Linked DNA regions of Homo sapiens: region 1 is linked to region 2. Evidence: chromatin loops called from intact Hi-C (ENCODE). Cell type or tissue: sigmoid colon. All regions are shown on one strand. Each heading gives the region's core, and the rest is flanking DNA. Links, peaks and the distances in the headings are about the cores only.

The links. Hi-C counts contacts between places; a loop is a spot of excess contacts. Peaks named below come from ENCODE experiments on the same cell type or tissue, not always from the same donor. Only the 100,000 strongest peaks of a DNase experiment are listed, where the experiment ranks them.
Region 1: it touches region 2 in a loop (2.8-fold over the local background); 3 of 110 quality-filtered maps call a loop at or near these places.

What each region holds. Positions count from the first base shown.
Region 1 is chr4:104,493,677-104,496,599 of GRCh38, reverse strand. It overlaps CXXC4 (CXXC finger protein 4), which reads left to right and starts at 1,706. Exons shown (of 3, transcript NM_025212.4): 1 at 1,706-1,899. The region is part of intron 1 of CXXC4-AS1 (CXXC4 antisense RNA 1); the gene reads right to left. In sigmoid colon, for the core only: no CTCF peak of the experiment used is centred there; a DNase peak (open chromatin) is centred at 1,499; H3K4me3 peaks cover 2,067 bases; H3K27ac peaks cover 829 bases.
Region 2 is chr4:104,590,164-104,593,086 of GRCh38, reverse strand. All of the region lies in intron 1 of CXXC4-AS1 (CXXC4 antisense RNA 1), which reads right to left. All of the region lies in intron 1 of LOC124900745 (a long non-coding RNA gene), which reads left to right. Among named protein-coding and RNA genes, the nearest start is that of CXXC4, 97 kb to the right of the region's middle. RefSeq lists enhancers at 1,251-1,310, 1,068-1,649. In sigmoid colon, for the core only: no CTCF peak of the experiment used is centred there; a DNase peak (open chromatin) is centred at 1,256; H3K4me3 peaks cover 471 bases; H3K27ac peaks cover 251 bases.

The sequences.
Region 1 (2,923 bases), core at 120-2,619, 96 kb after region 2:
GAATAATTATTAACCCTCCAGTTATTTTGTCTATAGATGTCAAATAACCGGTAATAATCAAACAGCTTATGCTTTAAAAAAATTACAAAACATGTATATTAATCAATGAGTCACAAAATACACCTGTTTCCTATTGCAATAGTAGCCCACTCTTGAAATAACACCTTCATTTAGGCATACACACACCACAGTTTCAAACTTGTTATCAACAATTTATCCTCCATAGTTGGTAATGTCTTGATATGGTCAAAGTCTATCTTTTGAAAATTCAAATACAAAATGGTTTAAAATGTCTTTTCAGCTTTTTTTTCTTATTAAAGAAACAAAACATTATATTTTCCTCACTTATCTGAACAATTAATATTGCATTACTCTAGAATAAACACTTAATTTTAATACAAAACTTGTACTCTGCTTGATAACACCAATTTAAATAATCTTAAGTTTTTTCTTTCCTACTCTATAACTTACCTTAGCCACTGTTTTGCTCTTAGAAAAAAAATTATTCAAAAGTATTCATAATTCTGTATCTTATAACTATTTCCACTAGAGTATACTTTAATAGTAGGATAGCATGTGTCCACAAATATTTTATTTGAGGCAGCAGTGAAGAGGTTAATTTACAGCTGCATTTATGAACGAGTTTTATTTATATTTGACGTGCCGTACAATATTTATGTTTCAATTCATAAACTATGTTTTCCCAAGTGGCAAGAAGTGAAATGTTAATTACATACTATTCTAAAATAGACTGAAAGACAAAAGTTTTTGTTTAAGTAAAGTTTGAAATTAAAAAATAGGGCAGTGAGTTAAAAATCTGATTTATTCTTTGGAACTACCAGATGGAATAGTAAAAGAGGATTTTGGGAGGAGAGAGAGAAGAGTAGAGAAGAGAGACAGAGATTGAGATGGATTTTGAAATTGGCCAAGCATCATATCACCGATTTTTTACATTCTGGCATAATAGTACTTCGAGGGTCTGAAGAACCACACCGGTCCGTTTTCCCTTACTTTAAAGATCTAAATGGTATTTTTTTTTAAAGTCTTCCTGGGTACACCAGGAAATTTATTTAAAACCATGCCATTGGGTACGAACTAAGAGCATTCTTCAAACAAACATGACCTTTTCTCTGTTTCTTGTATTGCTCTTCTCAACCCAGCCAGAAATCCCAGACAAGTTTATTTACACACACACCCGCACACGCACGCACACACACACCCCACACGCAGAGTGGCGGAAACGCCCTCTTTCCAACCCTTCCAAACAATTATCTCCGAGAGCAAAAGAAAATAATCAACAGCCCTGTGTGCTGGGCTGAGCCGGAGAGCCGGGCGCGAGGAGGGAGGGCGATCCGCAGGCGAGCAGGGAAAACGTGGCTCCTCTGCCGAGGAGAGGATTTGTGAAAAGGAGCGCTGGCCCGCGTGCGCCTCTTGTTCCCCGTGTAATTTGCAGCCAATCATCAGTAGGTGTCCACGTCCCTGCGTCCTCCTCACCTCGGCGCCAATCACCCCCACCCCCGCGCCCCCGCCCCCAGCCTCCACACCTCCTCCCTCGCCTTTCTCTGTGGCTCCCCTCCCCCAGCAACCGCACACTCGCACACACACAAACAGAGAGAGAAGGGGGGAGGGTGAGAGAGAGGGGAAGAGAGAGAGAGAGAGAGAGGGGAGAGAGAGAGGAGAGACTCCCCGGCTCCCTCCCTCCCTCGCACACAGCGACTGGAGACGGACGGAGAGCAACGCGCTGGGAGAGGAGAGACCACCGACAACAGACCCGCGCTCTCACACATACACTCACACTCGACTCTTTCCTCTCCCCCCACCTCCTCCTCCTTCCACCCCCACCACTAACACCATCTCCTCCTCCTTCTCTCTGCAACAAGAAAAAAAAGCCATTTACAGGTATTTTTTTTGATCCGCATATTTATTTACCCCCCCCCCCCCAACAGTTTGTTTACAAGTATTAAAGTTGTAATTGGGAGCTGCCAAGACACATCTGGATTTGTGTTTCTTTGTGTTAGGGGGTGATGTGCAACTAATTAAAGGCAGACTGGCAGCGTCTGCAAATTCTAAGGCTCCCCAAATAAAAAGAGACTGGTAAGTGATTGTTCTTTCTCTTTCTCTGGCTTTTTTTTCTCTTAAATGTTTGCTGTCCGTTGGGATTGTGAAAGTAGATTATTAATGCTGGACTCCAGCAAGAAAAAGCGTCGCTGTATTAATTTATTAATTAGTCTGCACCCGCCCCTCCTCCTGAATGTTAAATATGACCTTTGATCTCTATGTCTCTGGTAGACCAGACATACAGTATTAGGCATGTAAAGTCACATTGTTTAAAGGCAAAACAGGATCATGAAGTATGGATCTCTAATTTAGCTTTGGCATAGAACTATAGTTATTTGTGTGTGTTTTATTTTGTTTTTAAATAAAATCCAAACAATAGCTGTGGCTTAGATACCTTTTTCATGCTCCAGAGATGCATTGATTAAACAATAATGACCTGGATACTGGGCATAATCATTTTCTACAGTTTCTGGTGGTATTAAACCTTGAGGTAGGAAGAGGGATGGTGATGGCAATCAGAAAAGCAAGGAAAGCTTGTGTTTGGAAACACCACTCTAAGACTCTAAAAAAGGGACGTTAAATTATTTATTTATTTGGAACAAGGTCAAAAGACTAAAAGGTTGAAAATTTTCCCTCCACTCAATGTGATGATATCTAATGCATGGTTGACATAACTAGTTTTTACTGAGTAGCAGTTATTATGGTCTTGCAGTTACAATGTGATTCGCAGAAACTGAAGCTATATGCATATTCTTGCTGTGTCTTCCCTCACCCCTTCCAAGCATCAAGAATATTTAGCCAAGAGCATTTTGGGGGCACCTTTTGTATTGCCCTCAGACCTGAGAAGGCAGCAGTTTTCCCTAAT
Region 2 (2,923 bases), core at 132-2,631:
CCCTGCCTTCCCACTCATCCGCTTAATGGCCCTATGGATGCCTGGCTAGGTTGTATGCTTTTACAGTATAAAAGAAGTTTGCCCTCCAATTTGGTAATTTCGGTACCTCTTTTTCTCCCCTGGGTCCTTTTTAGAGTTCCCTTTCAAGTATTGAGGATTTGATTTTCTATTCCTTTAAAAATTGTGGATCCTGATAAAGGAAGGGGGAGGCTTTTCTGTGCTACATCTTTCTAGAAGCTTTACTTTTCTACTTTGGTCTTGTAAAATGCTAAACAAATTTATCACTTATTAGTGGGAATGGTGTTTTGGGTGATACCGTGTTTATAAAAACCACTTCCCTGCTATTTACCCTGAACTTAATTCAGTGGCTTGTCTTTTTCTGAATTAATGATTATATGCTGTATTTTATTTTGTCTTCCTACACTTCCTTCTTGTCTCTAAACACCTCTAGCTTCTATTTGGGATTAAATCATATGCTTAATGAGATTTAATCACGGCTTCCTATACTCTCCTTTGAACCCTAAATATTATTTAATTCTAAACCTAGCATTCTTTCCTCCCTTTTCGGGTGATGTACACATTAAATTAGAAATCAGCTTTGCACCAGATCCAGCCTCACTTCCTCCACTTGATGTAATCCTGTGCTATGGCAAGATAATTAAAATCTTCCACTGTTACTACCCTGCCCTTTTCTTGCTCTGTCCATGCGTGTGTGTGTGTGTGTGTGTGTGTGTGATATTTGCAGTTCATTTCTGCCAAGACAGCCTATAACATTACTGTTATCACATTTTCAACCAATTTATAATACATTACTCCTGTCCTTCATCATAGCTTATTTCAGAAACCTATCATTCAGGAATTATCAAGTTTTCCCCACAAACAAAGAAGCATCTTTTTTTTGTTTTTGTTGATTCTCACAAATATGAGTACCTAATACAAGGTAGTCATTAAAAGGTTTATAAAAGCCTCGGAATTAATGTACTGACATTAACAAGGTTTTGTTAAGCAATAATTGACCACTTTATGTACGCAATTACACATGGTGGCTAGGAAATTATTATGATATATGCACCCGTCGCATGTGTGCTCATGACCTTATAAAATGGCCGCATATTTTAAAAAGAAGCAGAGCCCTGCATATAAAGGAAATTTTGAAAATCTAGGAGCAGTCTTTGGATTGTTTGCTGCCACTGCTTCTAGGCAACAGGCAAGAGATGTTTACAATCTGGGCTCTCCCCTGCCCCCACCTCTAGGAGCTTTTCATCTGCTGCTGCTGCTGCTGTTGATAGAACTACAAGACCCAGTGCCTCAGAGTGCCCCTCCTCCACCTCGCTTCAATCTCCTGGAGCCCAGCTGTTAAGGCCTATCTAGCTAATCACCCCCTTTACCACAAGGTTCTTTTGTGGAAGTTAATGTCATGTTCAGAGAGGACAGTGCTGCAGGGAGAGCAGAGGATTTGATTTCTCACTTTACCTGTGAGAAAAACAGCATGTGGAATAAGGTGCCTCTCTTGTCCTTGATGCTTGACTTCATTGTCACTCACCTTCTGCTGCCTTGGCGTAGCCCAGAGAAGTGGGATCTCGGTTCTCCAGCTGAGAGTTGAACTTAGAATAAAGACCTTTGACCCTGGCTTCACAAATAGTCTTTCTTAAAGAGGATGCTCACATTTTCCAAAAAGATAAAGAGAAAGGAACATGATTTTAATTTACTTTCTAAAAACACATGCAACCTTCACTTGTTTAAGAAATGGAGGGGGTAGAAATTTAAGAAAATGAAAATGATAGAAGAATATCCAATTCTGAAGCTAACTTATTTTTGGCCTTAGGAAACAAGCTTTAATTTTTTTTTTTTTATCTTGTGAAAGGCAAGAGGAAGGTATTTGCAAAAGGAAGGAAAGATATGTATTTGCGTATTGAGAGAAATAAAATTTGGGGACTGGGGCTGTTAGGCCAAGGTTACTGTTTCAGTTGCCAGGAAACCTATATATCTTGTTTTGATACTACCCAGAGATGGCTGAGGCTGACCAAGTAGAATGGCAGCTGAATTTTGAACATGTCAGCCCGGCAAAGTCTGAGTGACAGTCTTTAGGGATGTTGTAGAAGGCCTTAATTTCTCCACTTGAGGGGAGGATAGACTAGATCCTCTCTTAAGAGTGCTTTTAATCCAACTTTCTCTGATTAACGATGACCTCAGTGTATCATGCACAGTCAAATGGAGAGGTCTTCTAGTCTATTTATCATGAATCCAGACTCCAGGATCTGATGCTTTTGTTCTAACCCTGGCTCTATTGCTTTTCTTCAGTTTCTTTATCAGTAAAGTGGAGATGATACCTCATAGAGTTATTATATGATTTAATGAGATAATACTCATAAATCAGAACAGAGCTTGGAACACAGTAAGCACTTGAGAAGTGGTAGCTATTATAATTAACATCTTTTTGATGAATTAAAGGAAAGAATTGGTAATTAAAATTCATCTTCATGTTATTTCCTATATTACTATCACCTATATTACTATATTTCCAATATTACTATATTACTATACTATATTCCTATATTAGTAATATAGGAAATACTAACAAAATTTGGTTAGTATTTAATATTATTGGGCCAAACATTTTCCAAACTCTATCTATAAATTAGAAGTGAATCCAACTTAAAAATTATTCTTAAAAAAATGTGTTTAAATGTAGACATCTATGTTCCTTAATGAGATCAGGTTGGTAACTGCAATTCTTATGTCTGTGGATCCTTGTTTCCTTCAGACTCTCAAAAGAATATTAATAACTAACATCTGTTTAGTATAAGATGAGTTGGCGAATATAATCACATTTGATCCTCAACCTAGACCTTAAAATAATGTCATGGTTATCCTCATTTTACATAGTGGAAATTAGACTCACTGGGGTTAAATGATTCTTCTG